Regions from separate parts of the Homo sapiens genome. Here region 1 is linked to region 2. Evidence: chromatin loops called from intact Hi-C (ENCODE). Cell type or tissue: CD4-positive, alpha-beta T cell. All regions are shown on one strand. Links, peaks and the distances in the headings refer to the core of each region. The heading gives the core; the rest is flanking DNA.

Region 1 (8,000 bases), core at 1-8,000, 190 kb after region 2:
GGCCAGGCTGGCCTCAAACCCCTGGCTTCAAGTGATCTGCCCACCTCAGCCTCCCAAAGTGCTGGGATTACAGGCGTAAGCCACTGCGCCCAGCTCTCCCAGACTTTCTGGAATCCTTCTCAGACCCCCAAATCCTCTCGTCCCCCTCAACGACTCGACTATCTTCAGATCTTGAGATCCTTCTCAGAGTCTCTCATTCACCACTGACACCCCATTGAGGCTCCAAGCCCTTCTCAGACCTCCAGAGCCCACTGCTCTCCTTCAGACCCTCTCAGACCTCTCCCAAATGCCCCTCGCACCCACCAACCCCCCACCCCCAACCCCAGAACCATTCCCCTCTCTCCCAAATCCCTCAGTGCTACAGCATTCCCAGCCCCGCCCTGAAGGATTTCCTCCCTGCTCCTCGCAGCCCAACACGTGATCTCAGAGGCCAAAGGGCCCTGCTTCCGCGTGCTCCGCGACGGCGGCTGTTCGCTGCCCATTCTGCGGAACATCACTAAACAGATCTGCTGCTGCAGCCGCGTAGGCAAGGCCTGGGGCCGGGGCTGCCAGCTCTGCCCACCCTTCGGCTCAGGTGAGCCCCTGCGGCAGTGCCTAGCCCTACGCGCAACACATGTGGCGCTCATTCTACGCCCCACCCTCCAACCCTGAGTTCACTGCCCCAACCTGACTGGCTGGGCTCCAGCCTTGGCCACGCAGCAGCCTCTGAGACCCGCAGGCCTCAGACTGGACAGCATCCATGGCTCCACCTCCATCTGTAGCCACAGCCACCCCTCCATTCGTAGCCACAGCTACCCCGGAGCTCCCAAGTTAGTTTTTGTCTCCTGAGCGTCAACGCCCAGTCCCACCCTGTCCCTGAACTTTGACCAAGTCCTTGGCTTCTGAGACACTGCCTTCAGCTTAGCCCCACCCCAGGCATGCCCCTCCCTGAGACACCTCCCTGGCATTCTATCTTCTGCTTAAAACTAAATCTCACAAGGGAGCTATTTCCTAGCCTCCAACTCTGTCCCTGTAGACCCAACCGGACCCTGCCCTCAACCCTGTTCCTACCACCATCCCAAATGTGGGAAAACGCTCTTGGCCCCACCTGTAGCCTCTAAGACATTCTACTCTTTGGCCAGGACACCACCCCATCCCAGCCTCCAGCTCAAACCCCTGACACTCTCCAGCCAAGCCCTGCCCCTAGCCAAGGCCAGAGTCTGGGCTGGCCATCGTTTTCTTCCCGCTCTCTTGTCCTCTCTCTGTCTCTCTTACCTATTCCCAGAGGGTTTCCGGGAGATCTGCCCGGCTGGTCCTGGTTACCACTACTCGGCCTCCGACCTCCGCTACAACACCAGACCCCTGGGCCAGGAGCCACCCCGAGTGTCACTCAGCCAGCCTCGTACCCTGCCAGCCACCTCTCGGCCATCTGCAGGTGAGCTGGCTCTGGCAGAAGTGGGTGCCATCTTCAAGGGGCTGCCCCAGCCCCATAGTGAAAGGAGGCAAGAGAGGATTTGGGCTCCACTCGTTGATACCCCTTCTTTATCAGGCTTTCTGCCCACCCATCGCCTGGAGCCCCGGCCTGAACCCCGGCCCGATCCCCGGCCCGGCCCTGAGCTTCCCTTGCCCAGCATCCCTGCCTGGACTGGTCCTGAGATTCCTGAATCAGGTTTGCTAGAAAGAACTGAGGGCATTGGGCCTGCAGCAGTGGCTCACGCCTGTAATCCCAGCATTTTGGGAGGCTGAGGAGGGTGGATCACCAGGTCAGGAGTTCGAGACCAGCCTGGCCAACATGGCGAAACCCTGTCTCTACTAAAACTACAAAAATTAACTGGGCGTGGTGGCAGATGCCTGTAATCCCAGCTACTTGGGAGGCTGAGGCAGGAGAATCACTTGAACCCAGGAGGCAGAGGTTGCAGTGAGCTGAGATCGTGCCATTGCACTCCAGCTTGAGCGACACTCCATCTCAAAAAAAAAAAAAAAAAAAGAATTCAGGGCATTGATGGGGGTATTACAGGTGGGATTCTGGGGTAAAAGACTCCAAGGTGAAGATTCCAGGTTACAGCAAATAGGAATGGTATGGGCAGAGATAAGCGTTTGAAGGGTTGGGTGGTAGTTAGATCAGGAGCTGGAGTCACAGTTGGGCTCTTCTGTGTCAATCGAGCAAGCCATTTAACCTCTGAGACTCAGTTTTCTCATTGGTAAAATGGGGATGGTTGTTGAGATGCCTCTGAAGTGTCTGACACCTAGTAAGTGCTCAGATAAATACTTATGGTAGATAATTATTTTTCATTATCTAATATTAGATAATTATTTCTCAGGTAGGGCACTAAGAATGTATCTCAGGCGGAGGGTTGGAGAGCAAACTATTCAAAGCCAGAGACCTTGGGGTGGCATGATGAGGGGATTCGGCCAAGGATCTGATGAGAACGTTCCAGGATAAAAAAGATGGAGATCAGAAGAAGACTGGGCTTGCTTGGGGAGGAGACATCCATGAAGGTGTTTTATGGATGTCTCCGGGGGTGGGGGTTTTACTGGGATGAAAGGAACGGAGGATTCAGAGATGGGGGAACCCTGGCTGACTGGACCCCCCAGGTCCCTCCTCCGGCATGTGTCAGCGCAACCCCCAGGTCTGCGGCCCAGGACGCTGCATTTCCCGGCCCAGCGGCTACACCTGCGCTTGCGACTCTGGCTTCCGGCTCAGCCCCCAGGGCACCCGATGCATTGGTGAGCAAGACGGAGGGCGCGGAAGGAGGCGGGGCGGGGGGCTTTGCCTGGTCACCTTGTCACCAGCCCCCTCCGTGTCCTCAGATGTGGACGAATGTCGCCGCGTGCCCCCGCCCTGTGCTCCCGGGCGCTGCGAGAACTCACCAGGCAGCTTCCGCTGCGTGTGCGGCCCGGGCTTCCGAGCCGGCCCACGGGCTGCGGAATGCCTGGGTGAGAAATTTGCCCCACCCGGCTCCAGGCCCACCCCAGGGTCTCGCTCCTGCTCTCACTCCAGAGCCTCTCCAGCCCTCCCACGCTTCCCCTCTCGGGTCCCGCCCCAGGACTGCTCTGCCCTGGCCCTTGGCCCTGCCCTTCCCTGACCCGCCTCCACCCAGCTCCAGCCTCCCTTTGACCCCACCCCTACCCAGCTCCCAAACTGCCAGTTTCTATCGGGGCCTGGTCGCAACTCGTATTGCTCCGCCCCCACGCCCAGGCCCCGCCCTTATTGGCCACGCCCCTCCCTGACTAACTCCCTCCCCCAGGCCCCGCCACTGTCCTGCAACTGCGGCAACCAATCTCCTGACCGCGACCCCGATTCCAACCCTGCCACACCAGAGCCCTATCCCCAAACTGCTCCTTTCTTCTCTAGCCCCTACCCCACCTTCCCTTAGCTTGGTCCCCAAAGCTCTCCTTTCTGCCCTTGCGCTACCAAACCCTGCCCTCCACAATTGCCTCTCTCACTGTGCCCCTCTCCGGCTGTCCTGGCCGGGTCCCCATCCTGGCTCTGGCCCAAGCTTGGTCCCGCTCCCGCTTCCCTCTACCCCTGCCTCCTTGCGTCGCTTCTCCCGGGGCTGTCTGCCCCAGTCCCAGCCGCCTGGTCTGTGCCTACAGATGTGGACGAGTGCCACCGCGTGCCGCCGCCGTGTGACCTCGGGCGCTGCGAGAACACGCCAGGCAGCTTCCTGTGCGTGTGCCCCGCCGGGTACCAGGCTGCACCGCACGGAGCCAGCTGCCAGGGTGAGGGCCTGGGAGGGGCAGCTGGGAAGGGGTGTGAGCGGTTGGGTAGAGCGCAGTGATGAGGGCCAGAGAGACTGAACAATAGGGCAAAGCGAGTTGATTTGGAGACAGAGGCCAGGCTCTCGAGCAGACGTGTGGCCTGATGGCAGTAGAGAGAGACCTGGGATGCAGAGGCCAAGTGATGGGAAACAGAAAGGCTGAGTCATGAAAGATGGAGAAGCAGAATGAGGAGGGATGGAGATGTCAGTAATCGGGTAAGGGGAGCAGAGTTATGGAGGAAAGGGGAGAAGGAGGCCTTCTCATGGGGACTACAGAGACAGAACCAGCCAGGCAGCTTAGTAGGGATTGGTGGAGGATGCAGAGTCAGATGATGGTGACAAGGAGGAATAGAGATGGGGTCACGGGGACAGAATGTTGGAGGGTGGAAAGCCAAAGTGACAGAGGTCAGGGAGGCAGAGGGGAACAAGTGACCCCGGGCCCCCTGCCCTGTGCAGATGTGGATGAATGCACCCAGAGCCCAGGCCTGTGTGGCCGAGGGGCCTGCAAGAACCTGCCTGGCTCTTTCCGCTGTGTTTGCCCGGCTGGCTTCCGGGGCTCGGCGTGTGAAGAGGATGTGGATGAGTGTGCCCAGGAGCCGCCGCCCTGTGGGCCCGGCCGCTGTGACAACACGGCAGGCTCCTTTCACTGTGCCTGCCCTGCTGGCTTCCGCTCCCGAGGGCCCGGGGCCCCCTGCCAAGGTGAGGGTGCTGAGCCCAGCCCTACTCCATCACTGTTTGCTGTGGAGACTGGAGAGAGATTATTGAGGGGCAGAGAGGCAGAGTGATGGGGCTCAGGGATGGAGAACAGGGGCTGAGGGATGGGGACCTCACTCCAGAGTCTTCTCTCCTTTCAACAAAATAAGGCAGTCCTCCCCACCCCTCCTCCCTTTTTGAAAGATACTCTTGTGCTTATGGGAACCCTGAGGAGGGGGTCACCTGAGGCAGGGCAGGCAACATGGAGTTGGTGCCTTAGCCCCCACCTTAGTAGCTGGAGAGACCATTGAATGGGGACACGAGGAAGGTGTCTGTCTTCCTGGGAAGAGGGAGCAGCCTGAGGCAAGTCCAGAAGGCAGGCTCAAGACTGGAATGCTGGGGTGGGTGGTGATGGCCATGGGAATGGATTCAGGCCCCTTCCTCAGCCTCATTGGTCCCCTCTGCCCCAGATGTGGATGAGTGTGCCCGAAGCCCCCCACCCTGCACCTACGGCCGGTGTGAGAACACAGAAGGCAGCTTCCAGTGTGTCTGCCCCATGGGCTTCCAACCCAACACTGCTGGCTCCGAGTGCGAGGGTGAGGCCGGGGAGGGAGGGAGGAGTGTGGATGGGTGAGGGGGGAGTTGGACCACTTCTTCAAGGCCACCCTCTCCCCTGCCCCCCAGATGTGGATGAGTGTGAGAACCACCTCGCATGCCCTGGGCAGGAGTGTGTGAACTCGCCCGGCTCCTTCCAGTGCAGGACCTGTCCTTCTGGCCACCACCTGCACCGTGGCAGATGCACTGGTGAGACCAGGCCCTGGCTGTGACCTTGGGCCTGCATCATGACCCCCGACCCTTGACCCAGATCACAACTATGACCTGGCCGTAACCTCCTGACCTGGACCTCAGTCCCTCAGTCCCCAGAGCCTGTGACTCCTGACCCTGACCTGGACCACAACTCTTGACCCTGAATGTGACTCCTGAGACCCAACTTGACAGTAACATTTGACCCTAACCATCACCCTTGATGATAGTCCCTGCCCATACCCTGATAGCAATTGTGACCCTCATGACTCTGGCCCTGAATGTGACCTATAACTCCTGAATTTGACTGTGACATTTGACCCTAATCATAACCACTAACCATAGCACTGACCATAACCTTGACTGTGTGACTCTTGGTCCTATCTCTTTCACAGCCCCTGCCTCTTCTCAGAATCCCTTCTCTGGAACCTGGTTGGGTTCATAATCCCTGACCCTGGCCCCTGACTTGAGGCAGAATTCTGGACCCTGACTATAACTTCTGATCCTAACTGGATTCAGATTCCAGTCACTAACTCTGACCCATGGCTCAGCCGAATCCCATCCAATGATCCTAGTTTATAATACTTGACTGGTCCCTTGCCCTAGTTGATTTCTGATCCCTGTCTGATCCCTCTCCTGACTCCAAAATCCTGGCACAGGTAGTTCCTAGAAACCTAGACCCACAGGACTTGCAACCATGGTCCCCGGAACCCGAGAACCTTGGTCAGCCCTACCCACCTCTGCCATAGAGCCCTCCCCCAGCCTCCAACTCATGAGACTTCCCACCACCTCCCCCAGACACCCTACTCCAAGGGGATTGGTCGGGTGTGTCCCGAGACTGGACCCTTTCTGAACACCCCCACCCCCCACAGATGTGGACGAATGCAGTTCGGGTGCCCCTCCCTGTGGTCCCCACGGCCACTGCACTAACACCGAAGGCTCCTTCCGCTGCAGCTGCGCGCCAGGCTACCGGGCGCCGTCGGGTCGGCCCGGGCCCTGCGCAGGTGAGCAGCATAGGGACCCGCCAGAGAGTCTGGGAGTAGGGCCTGGGTTCCAGGGCAAAGCCGGCTGGAAAGGTGGAGGCGGGACCAAGGCGCTGTGGGAGGAGCTTAGAAACCTGGCATTGGTGGGGGCGGGGTTACTGCGATGTGGGCGGAGCTTGTCTGGGAGGCCGGGTCCCGTGACTCCGCCCAATCTCCCGCGTACCCTAGACGTGAACGAGTGCCTGGAGGGCGATTTCTGCTTCCCTCACGGCGAGTGCCTCAACACTGACGGCTCCTTTGCCTGTACTTGTGCCCCTGGCTACCGACCCGGACCCCGCGGAGCCTCTTGCCTCGGTTCGTACCCGGGCTGATCCTGGCCCCGGAAAGGGTGGGCTTAGGGCAGGAAAAGGCGGGACGGGGAGAAGAGGGCGAAAAGGGGAAAACGAGTTTTTAGCCGGGGTATTCCAGCAGGATCAGGGGGCAGCTGGTGGGAGTCTCGAGGCAGTGAGGGGGGGCGGGGCGTGGAGATGAAAGGGCCGAGTCTGGGTATTTGGACCGTGATTGTAAAGAAGCTGTTCTAAACCCGTCGGGGGGCGGTGTTTGCAGGGAGGGAAGTAGCGTGAGGCAGGTTGGGGAAGGCGTGAGAGGCCTAGGAGAGCCGAGGGGCGGTGGAGGGGTGTGGCCTAGAATGTTAGGCGGAGCGGGAGGTGGGCCGGGCCTTCGGACGCCCTGTCCCGCAGACGTTGACGAGTGCAGCGAGGAGGACCTTTGCCAGAGCGGCATCTGTACCAACACCGACGGCTCCTTCGAGTGCATCTGTCCTCCGGGACACCGCGCTGGCCCGGACCTCGCCTCCTGCCTCGGTGAGAGGCCCCGCCCCGGCCTGATCCCTCCTCCCTTCGACTCCCCGACTCGCCGATTGGCCTCCCACCTCTGTCTTTCCTCCTCCGCTTCTCCCCTCCCCTTACCTCTTTCCCCCGCCTCCTCTCCTAGCCTCCCCAACTCTCCTCTACCCCAATCTTCTCCTGCCCTCTCCTCTGCTTCCCCGGCCTCCCCCTTCTGACTCTCCTCTCCCCTCTTTGTATCCCCCATCTTGCCTCCCTGCTTCCCACATCCGACCACCCGACCTCTCTCCTCAGACGTGGACGAATGTCGCGAGCGAGGCCCAGCCCTGTGCGGGTCGCAGCGCTGTGAGAACTCTCCCGGCTCCTACCGCTGTGTCCGGGACTGCGATCCTGGGTACCACGCGGGCCCCGAGGGCACCTGTGACGGTGAGCCTGCCCCCACCCGCCTTCGCTAGCGCTTGCAACGCGGTGCTGGAGGCTGCTCCCTTGGGGACTGAGGAGGGGCGCCCTGCTTCCCAGACTTAGGCGGAGGGAAAGAACACCCTCTCACCGTATCTCTGTAGTGGAAATAAGCCGCCACCGTGTCCATGTATTTTCTTGTGTCAGGATCACGGCCAAGCCTCCCTTCCAGCCGCAGTCCATTCCCCCTCTGCAGCTGAAGCCCGGTCCACATTTTAGGCTATGCCCCCAGTAAGACACCGCCCCAAAACTGTTAGGCCCCGCCCCTTCCAATCGGCCTCTGGATTAAAACCCCCTCTTCAGGCCCCTTCTCTTCCTAACAGAAGTTTGGACGTGCCCTTTCCGCGCCCTCCACCAGTCCTACTTCCAGCCTTCCCTCCAAAGAGGCCCAATCCCGGTGGCCCTAGGCCCCATTCTTTCCCAATGAGAAATTCCCAAGGTGAAATTCTCCTAGCATTGGCCCCCGCCCGTTTAAG
Region 2 (8,988 bases), core at 436-8,435:
GCCAGGCTGGTCTTGAACTCCTGACCTCAGGTAATCCACCCGCCTTGGCCTCTCAAACTGTTGCGGTTACAGGCATGAGTCACCACACCTGGACTGTTGTGAATTCTTATCACGAATGGTGTGTCTCTCTGTGTGTCTCTATCTTTGTGTCTCTCTGTTCTTCTGTTTCTCTCTGTCCTTATTCTTTGTCTCTCTTTCCTAGTTTCTTTCTGTCTCATTCTGTCTGTGCGTTTCTCTCTCCCTCTCTCTCTGTCATGCTTTCCCTCACCCAAGGGGGTGTGGCCACGGGAAGCTAAGTTGGGGGTGGCCCCAGTGTCCTGGTTCCGGCTGTGGCCACCGCAGTAAACACAGGACATCCTGTGAGGCTAGGGAAGGAGGTGGACGCTTCTTCTCAGGGACCACCCTCTCCAGACTCAGTCTGAGCCAAGCAGGAGCCTTGGCCTGCCCTGCGTGGCCTAGCCACTCCGCCCCACCCAGTCCAGCCAAGGGACACTGGTGTCTCCCTCGATCCCACCGTTCACGCCCACCCCCACACCCCAGTCCTCTCTCCTGAGCTCCCGGCCCAGGGCCCGGGCAGCTCCATGCCTTCCCCTGGGTGTCTCCCCAGCCTCTTGCACCCCCTGGGTCCCTCCTTGGCCTCAGCCCCAACCCCAGACTTGCTTCTCTCCCCAGTTGCCATCTCAGGGATGGCCCCAGTGTCTCCCAGTCCCCTGATTAGAGCCCTGAGCCTGGTCTGAGACCCCTCCTCCAGGCCTTGTCAGTCCCACAGCCTGTCTGCTGGGCCTCCTGAGTGCCTCTTCCCTCCCAACAGCTGCTCCGTCCCTCCCCAGATTCTCCACCCCTGGGATCCTGGGCTCCTGGCCTCCAGTGTCACCTCCCCGACGATGCCACCCACCTAGTGAAGGGATCCTTTTACTTCATGACTCCCCAGCATCTTCAGAGTTAAGTCCCCCATCCAGGGTCCTATATGCCCTGGCCCCTGCGGACCCTTCCAGTCTTGTCATTTACCTTACTGCTTTCCTCCTCCTTCCAGCCAAACCCAGCAGCTTAGAGATCCCTGAAAATGTTGTAGGGTCTCTCTCTCAGTGACCCTTGCTGTTTCCTTGCCCACCAGAACAATAGTTCTTTGGGGCAGATACTGTTACTGTTCCAGTTTACAGGTGAGGACCCCGAGGCTCAGAGAAGTTAAGTACCTTGCCTAGAGTCACACAGCCACAGAGCGGTAACTCTTTTTTCTTTTCTTTTCTTTTCTTTTCTTTTCTTTCTTCCTTTCTTTTCTTTCTTTCTTCCTTTCTTTCTTTTCTTTCTTCCTTTCTTTCTTTCCCTTCCTTCCTTTTTTCTTCTCTCTCTTTCCTTTCTTTCTTCCTTCCTTCCTCTCTCTCCCTTCCTTCCCTCCCTCCTTCCTTCCCTCCTGCCTTCCTTCCTTCCGTCCTTCCTTCTTTCTTTCTGACAGGGTCTTGTTCTGTCACCCAGGCTGGAGTGCAGTGGTGCAATCATGGCTCATTGCAGCCTCAAACTCCTGGCCTCAAGTGATCTTCTCACCTCAACCTCCTGAGTAGCTGGGACTACAGGCGTGAGCCGTCGCATCTGGCCAAAGCTGGGGTTCAAACCCAGGCAGTCTGGCTTTCAGGAACAGTCTCTTCTCTCCAGCTTACTGCTTCAATAATATCTCTGTTAGATTTCTAAAGTGTGCCGGGACTGCATACCATAGGTGCTCAATAAGTGTTTTTTAATTTTGTTTGGTTTGGTTTTTTTGAGATGGAGTCTCGCTCTGTCGCCAGGCTGGAGTGCAGCAGCACAATCTCGGCTCACTGCAACCTCCGCCTCCCGGGTTCAAGTGATTCTCCTGCCTCAGCCTCCTGAGTAGCTGGGATTACAGGCCCGCCACCTTGCCCAGATAATTTTTGTATTTTTAGTAGAAATGGGGTTTCACCATGTTGGCCAGGATGGTCTCAATCTCTTGACCTTGTGATCCACCTGCCTCGGCCTCCCAAAATGCTGGGATTACAGGCGTGAACCACCATGCCCGGCCACTCAATAAGTGTCTAATGAATAGGGACAGAGGTAGAAGGTGAGCCTTGGAAAGTACAGAATTCAGACCCCAGAGAAGTGGGGTAATAAGGGCCCAGGGGCAGGGGAGAGATGTGGTCAGATTTACCCTTTACATAGGGATAGGCACACAGTAGGTGTGTGCTCATAAATTTTTGCTGAATGAAGGACAGGAAGAAGGGAGGGAGGAAAAAGAGACAAGATAGCTGGTCACAGCTCTTCCAGGTGTGAGAGAGAGAGAGAGAGTGTGTGTGTGTGTGTGTGTGTGTGTGTGTGTTTTGGGGGTGGTCTGTGAATGCCATGGAGGAAAGCTGGCCTAGGGGGCGTCATGGCGAGCATACACAGAGGCTCTGTGAAAGGTGGCAGTTGTGCCAGGGCTGGCGGCTCAGCTAGGAATGGTGTGGGCCCTGGAGTCTGCTGGCCAAGGTGGTGTGGCCTCCTGGGGTTGAGCCTGAGGGTGGAGCAGCACACCAGAGCCAGGGAGCCTGCACAACCCATCTGGGGGTGACACATGGGGAGAGAGGGGCAGGTCCTCACACATGAGCCATTCATAAACCTGAGGGCACCGGGCAGACGGGACCAGGGCTGATGTAGCCCATATGGTGCTTTTGTGTAAAAGACATGCCCCTTCCTGGAGGTACTTGACCTCCATCTGCTGGGAAACTTGTAATAAATATGTAAATGCAGGGTACCTGGAACACCAGTGGCAGCCCCTTACATACGGAGCCTATATGCAGTGCACAACCTATGCAACTGTACCTAGAGGCTCTGGGGAGAGGGGCCATCAGTGGCAAAGCAGGCACAGGGGCAGACGGAAGGATCAGCTCACCCCATATTGGGCCTCGGAGACATCAGAAACAGGTCCTTAGCTGGGCACAGTGGTTTGTGCCTATAGTCCCAGCCACTCTGAGGGCTGAAGCCAGAGGATCCTTTGAGCCTAGGAGTTCAAGGCTGTACAGCACTATGATCACTCCTCTGTACAGACAGTGCTCTCCAGCCTGGACAACACAGTGAGACCCAATCTCTTTGAAAAAGCGGGGAAAGGAAAGAATAAGAAACAGGCCCACGGGAATCCCAGCACTTTGGGAGGCTGAGGTGGAAGGATTGCTTGAGCCTGGGGGTTCGAGACCAGCCTGGACAACATAGGGCAACACTGTCTCTACAAAAAATTTAAAAAATCGGCCGGGCATGGTGGCTCACGCCTGTAATCCCAGCACTTTGGGAGGCTGAGGCAGGGCGGATCACTTGATATCAGGAGTTCAAGACTAGCCTGGCGAACATGGTGAAACTCTGTCTCTACTAAAAATACAAAAAATTAGCCGGGCATGGTGGCAGGCGCCTGTAATCCCAGCTACTCGGGAGGCTGAGGCAGAATTGCTTGAACCCAGGAGGCAGGGGCTGCAGTGAGCCGAGATTGCACCATTGCACTCCAGCCTGGGCGACAGAGCGAGAATCCATCTCAAAAAATAATAAATAAATAAATAAATAAAAATAAGAATAAAAATAAAATCAGTTGGGCGTGGTGGCGTGCACCTGTAACCCCAGCTAATTGGGAGGCTGACGCGGGAGGATTGCTGAAGCCCAGGAATTCGAGGCTATAGTGAGCTATGATCGCGCCACTGCACTCTCCAGCCTGGGCGACAAAGCGAGACCCCGTCTCTAAAAAAAAAAAAAAAAGAAAAAGAAAAGAAAGAAACAGGCCCGCAGAGTGTTGTAAACAGAGGGCGTTCATGATCCCTCGACCACTGGACAGATGTCCGGGGAACCCAAGACGGCGGCACCGCAGAGCCCGACTGGGCACCAGGGGGCGGTGCTGAGCTCAGCCCAGGCGCCCAAGTTTTGAGTCTGCGGCAAAGCAGTCCGAGTCCCATTTGCCCGGGGCTGGAGTCACTCGGGGTTGGAGTCAGGCGCCTGGAAGACCCTCAGCCTGGACGACAGCTCCCCGCAGGCCATTTTCACCCGCTTCCGCGGCCCGCCTCATCCACTTCCAGAAATGGGCACAACTTCCTCTGCTCCTCCAGGAAGCGCCACTCTGCCCGCCCCTTCCCGGCCCCTGGGGCCGACCCAGGCTCCCCATCTGGCCCAGCTCCACTCCTGCCTCTGCCTCCCCGAGGCTTCTGGCCAGAAGCGAGGCTCTGGGACCCCACGATGGCGGCGTTTCCCTCACTCAAGGCCCCGCTGGCCCCTCGGGTCACCGTCCAGCCCCCTGCGCCTCTCTCCATGCGCACCCGCAGTTTTCACGGTGACACTCCCTCCCCTCCGTGCACCCCCCCTCAGGCTCCGCCCTGTCCCTGCGGCCGTCAGGAAGGACGCAGCCTGGGTCCCGTGCCAGGCCGCTGAGTGTGCGGCCCCTCCCAGCCAGGCCTGGAATGCGGCTGGACCGCGGGGGCGGCCGCTGACACCCGGCGCTCCAGCCAGGCCCAGCACACGGGCAGGTGGCCCCAGCTCGTCCGGGTCTGGGTTTCTTCTAGAAGGAAGGCACAGCTGCCTGCCCTGAGCTCCCTCTCTGCAGTCCAGCTACCAAGCCTAGTGGCTTTATTTCAGACACAGCTCCAAGCGTCCCTATCCTTTGCCCAGAGATTTAAGACCAGGAGTGAATTTTATTTTTAAAAATGGGCTGTTGTCCCCCTTTCCTCCCCCATTTTCCTGGAGAGCCGACTCTCAGGGCTCCTTGGAGAGGATCTGTCCAGGGTCCAGGTTTTGTGTTTTTATTTCGGGACCATTCTGAAAGCAATCTCCCCTTCGCTCCTCAATAAATACAGGTAGACTCCAGGCGAGGACTTGCTTTCATTTTTAAAAAGTTGCCTTGACTTCCTGCTAGCAAAGAAAAGAAATAAAATTTAAGAAAAAAAAAAAAAGGCCAGGCACAGTGGCTCACGCCTGTAATCCCAGCACTTTGGGAGGCTGAGGCAGGCAGATCACGAGGTCAGAAGATGAAGACCATCCTGGCTAACACGGTGAAACCCTGTCTCTACAAAAAATATAAAAAATTAGTCGGTCCCAGCTAATTGGGAGGCCGAGGCAGGAGAATCGTTTGAACCTGGGAGGTGGAGGTTGCAGTGAGCCGAAGTCACGCCACTGCACTCCAGCCTGGGCGACAGAGTAAGAATCTGTCTTAAAAAAAAAAGAAAGAAAAAAAAAAAGTGGCCTGGTAGGAGGATCGCTTGAGCCCAGGAGTTTGAGGCTGTAGTGAGCCATGATCAGACCACTGTACTTCAACCTGGGTGACAGAGCGAGACCCTATCTCAAAAAAAAAAAAAAAAAAGTTCATAATTTAAAACCCACCTCAAGTGATAATCTTGGAACCTTGGTTTTCTCACCTGTAAAATAGGGATGATAATACTACCGATCTTGTAGGGCTGTTATAGGATTAAATGAGTTAACACAGTGACGTGCTTAGAAACTGTGCCTCGTACACAGCCTACGCCCAATAAAATGTTTGATGTTTTTATCTCGCCTTCACATTTGCCCAGAGACAAAGCAGCACACGGATTTGAGATTTCCCAGGACTGGCTTTAATTTGAAAAATCTGATTGGGGTCTCTTCCCGTATCAGAGAAGGAACAGCCCAAGCTATGACCCCAGGGCCAGGGAATTCAGTCCCCACCAGACCCTGTCATTCCATCACTAGGGGGTAATTCCAGGCTCCCCCTGCCAGCCCTGAGACAGGAGGACGGATGTGAAGTTGCCCAGGACTAGATTCTGTCTCTCCAAAGTGGCCCAAGCCCTGTTCTCTGTACTAGGGAAGCCAGCTGTGTCTTTTCGAGGACAGTTGGTCCAGCCAGCAGGCTCAGTTCAGATACCAGACAACCATTCCAGCACGAGGGCTCAGCGCCCTGGCCCCGGCGGTCGCTCCAGTGCCTGTGTGCCCACCAGCACATCCATGAGGTAGTCCAATTCGGCCTCGTCCAGCTCCGGAGCTTCCTCCTTGCCCGGCCCATCCTCAGGGCCTGGTTTGAGGCCCTCAGAGGCTGGTGCCCAAAGTTCATTGTCATACATAGAGGTGTCAATATCCTCAAACAGGCCCTCAAGCCCATCGTCCAGTAGACAGCCAGTGGCTGGGCCCAGCAGGTCCAAGGCACCCAGGCTGGGCGCTGCTCCCCCGATGCTACGGCCTGGTGGCCCCTCGTCTGCCAAGGGTTGGGGAGCCTGACTCAGGCCCTCAATGTGGCTGAGGTCCTCCAGGAGGCTGGCCATGGAGGCTGAAAGGGCAGCGTCCGAGCTTGCCAGTAAGTTGTCAGCCACACTGGGGGCTGCAGGTGGGCTAGGCACAGGTGGCAGGGCAGCCGCGGGTGCCATGGACGCCTGGATGCGCCGCAGAGTGTTCACGACCAGCACCAGGTGCCGCAGGTCCGGCTCACTCTGCTGCAGGCTGTGGTGGAGCTTGAGCACTGAGAGGTCAAAGAGGGAGCTAGAGGCCACGGCCGGGGGTGCCTGTGCCACCGCTGTGTGGCCAGGATCTAGCCACCAGGAGTCGACTGCCAGAGGTTCCTTCTCCTCCTCCTCCTCCCGTTTCCGCTTCAGACCCTTGCTCAGCATCTGCAGAGGGCAGGGAGTTATGGAGTTATAGTCAGTTATAGAAAACAAATGTTAAGTTCAAAGCCTGGATCTGACAGTTGCTGCAGGTAGGATCTTGGGGAAGTCACTTAACCTCTCTGTGCCTAGCTTTTCTTAGGGAACTTTAAAGATATAGACAATTTTTATTTAACTGTATATGTATATTTATAGATTTTTTTTGAGATGGAGTCTCGCTCTGTTGCCCAGGCTGGAGTGTAATGCCGTGATCTCAGCTCATTGCAACCTCTGCCTCACAGGTTCAAATGATTCTCGTGCCTCAGCCTCCCCAAAAGCTAGGATTACAGGCACATGCCACCACACCCGGCTAATTTTTATATTTTTAGAAGAAGCATGGTTTCACCATGTTGGCCAGGCTGGTCTCGACCTCCTGGACCTCAAGTGATCCGCCCACCTCTGCCTCACAAAGTGCTGGGATTACATGCGTGAGCCACCGCGCCTGGCCTATAGACTTCTTAAATTTTAAATTTTATATTTAAGTATATTTATAGACTTTTTTATCTGAAAAAATAAAGATGGGGTCTCACTATATTGCCCAGGCTGGTCTCAAACTCCTGGCCTGAAGCGATCCTCCCCCCTCAGTCAATAAGTACTTTTTTTTTTCCCTTTTATTTTTTTGTAGAGACATGGTCTCACTATGTTGCCCAGGGTGGTCTCAAACTCCTTGCCTCAAGCCATCCTCCTTCCTCAGCCTCCCAAAGTACTGAGATTACAAGTGTGAGCTGCCTCACCCTGCCAATAAGTACACTTAATGATAACATTATTATTTCTTCAGTGAACCATGTGGAATGGCCAATATTCAACTTTTTCCCCTACAAAAGCAGCTGTTTCACATATTTTATTATAATAACATAATTATATCTAAATAAGTTATAATATTATAAATACTAAACTAGTTTCACGTAGTTTAATATTTATTGTCTACTATGACTATGTTTCAAACAGTAAATAAATAAGGAAACACAGGAAATGTACAGAGAATTACAGGAAGACACTAAAAGTTCCTAGAGACCTTTTAGATCATCAGAGAAGGCTCCTGTAAGGAGGTGACATTTGAATGGAGCCCTCAGGCCAGAGAAGTCAGCCATGGGAGACCCTGGGAAAAGCATTCCGGGAGGAGGGAACAACAAAAAAAGGCAGAGAAAAGCCCAGAGGCTGGATGGGCTTGAACTGGAAAGAGACCAGCATGGGTGGCACACAGAGAGTGACATGGTAGGAGACCAGATTGGGGAGCAGCTAGGGGAACGGGCACAAGCCAGGTCACAGAAAGCCACATATGCAGAAGTAGGGAGTTTGGATTTTATCCTGAGTGTGGTGGGCAGTCATTAAAGGAATTTGAGCAGGGAGGGAATGGTGCTGTGAGCTGATTAGGTTTCCGGAAGATCCCCCCCATGGCTGCTTCGAGGAAGACTGTGGGGGGCAAAAAGAGGGGGGATCTGAGACCCACTGGTAGGCTGTACTCGTTTGGGACGGACGATGGTGATGGCCTGGAGTAGGAGCTGGTAGTGGCATGGAAGGAAGTCGGTCGAGTCAGGACTTATTTGGGAGGCAGAATAGACAGGGCTTGTCGGGAAATCGTGATCGGCACCGGGTTCAGTCACTGAGATAAGTTTGAGGGTCCACTGTTCTTGGAGTGGCGGGGGTAGGGCTGGAGTTTTGGACTCCTGGCGCTACCTACTTTTTTGGGCCAGGAAGACTGTAGAGTCCAGTTTCGGAACCCTGCCTAGCAAGATTTTAAGAATGGCCCACCACACTACTCAAAACAGGGTCTTCGTCCCCTTCCCCGCAGTCCGGGGAGTCCGGAACCGCAGGAATTCCGCCCCCACCCCCGACTCCGCCCCCGGGTCCCGGCGCCCCCTAGCGGTGCCCAGGCCGGCTTTCCCCCGGGGATTCTGGCCCCTCTGACCCCAGGACCCCTTCTACTGCCCCGATTCCCGGCTGTGATTCCTGCCGGCCTCCCGGCGCCGTGCGAGCCGGGACCCCTGGCGGGCTGTTCTCTGCGCCCGGCCTCCGCTCGCTTCCGGCAGTGGAGGCGGCTCCTCCCGAAGCGGCGGCGGCGGGGGCGGGTGAGTCACGCAGCCGGAGCCAAGAAGCCGGCGCCTCCGCCCCCTTCTCGGACTGCGGCGTGATTCACCCGGCCCGGCCGGGGCAGACAGCACGTAGAGGTCCGTGCGTCTCGATCCCGGGCAGCCCCGGCGGGCACCTGTCGGACCCAGGGATCGAACTCTGTGAAGGACCCGGCCGCTGGTAGCCCTTCTGTTCCCAGGCCCCTTCATTTACATACCTTGCTCACTAGCGGCCAATCAGAACGAAGAGGTAGCCACCCACAACCAATCAGGAAACGGCGGCGGCAGCATCGCTTGTT

Evidence for each region. A loop is a pair of places that touch in the nucleus more often than their neighbours do. Peaks named below come from ENCODE experiments on the same cell type or tissue, not always from the same donor. Only the 100,000 strongest peaks of a DNase experiment are listed, where the experiment ranks them.
Region 1: a loop joins it to region 2, with 2.6 times the contacts of the local background. A loop is called at or near these places in 17 of 110 quality-filtered maps.

The regions. Positions count from the first base shown.
Region 1 is chr19:40,606,956-40,614,955 of GRCh38, forward strand. LTBP4 (latent transforming growth factor beta binding protein 4) reads left to right here. Exons shown (of 30, transcript NM_001042545.2): 7 at 410-574; 8 at 1,265-1,414; 9 at 1,529-1,648; 10 at 2,575-2,706; 11 at 2,791-2,916; 12 at 3,577-3,702; 13 at 4,197-4,439; 14 at 4,904-5,029; 15 at 5,118-5,237; 16 at 6,110-6,241; 17 at 6,449-6,574; 18 at 6,961-7,083; 19 at 7,360-7,491. Among named protein-coding and RNA genes, the nearest start is that of LTBP4, 9.6 kb to the left of the region's middle. RefSeq lists a silencer at 2,899-3,228 and enhancers at 3,369-3,448, 6,950-7,497, 7,719-7,998. In CD4-positive, alpha-beta T cell, for the core only: no CTCF peak of the experiment used is centred there; DNase peaks (open chromatin) are centred at 3,116, 3,646, 6,876, 7,106 and 7 weaker places; H3K4me3 peaks cover 4,531 bases; H3K27ac peaks cover 5,201 bases.
Region 2 is chr19:40,416,960-40,425,947 of GRCh38, forward strand. SERTAD1 (SERTA domain containing 1) reads right to left here. Exons shown (of 2, transcript NM_013376.4): 1 at 8,908-8,988; 2 at 4,630-6,587. The coding sequence starts at 6,587. The coding sequence ends at 5,877. Among named protein-coding and RNA genes, the nearest start is that of SERTAD1, 4.5 kb to the right of the region's middle. RefSeq lists enhancers at 3,734-4,234, 3,900-4,019, 7,556-8,358 and silencers at 4,310-4,399, 8,401-8,490. In CD4-positive, alpha-beta T cell, for the core only: CTCF peaks have their summits at 3,843 (motif pointing right) and 4,044; DNase peaks (open chromatin) are centred at 3,992, 4,342, 5,480, 8,122 and 1 weaker place; H3K4me3 peaks cover 2,482 bases; H3K27ac peaks cover 2,446 bases.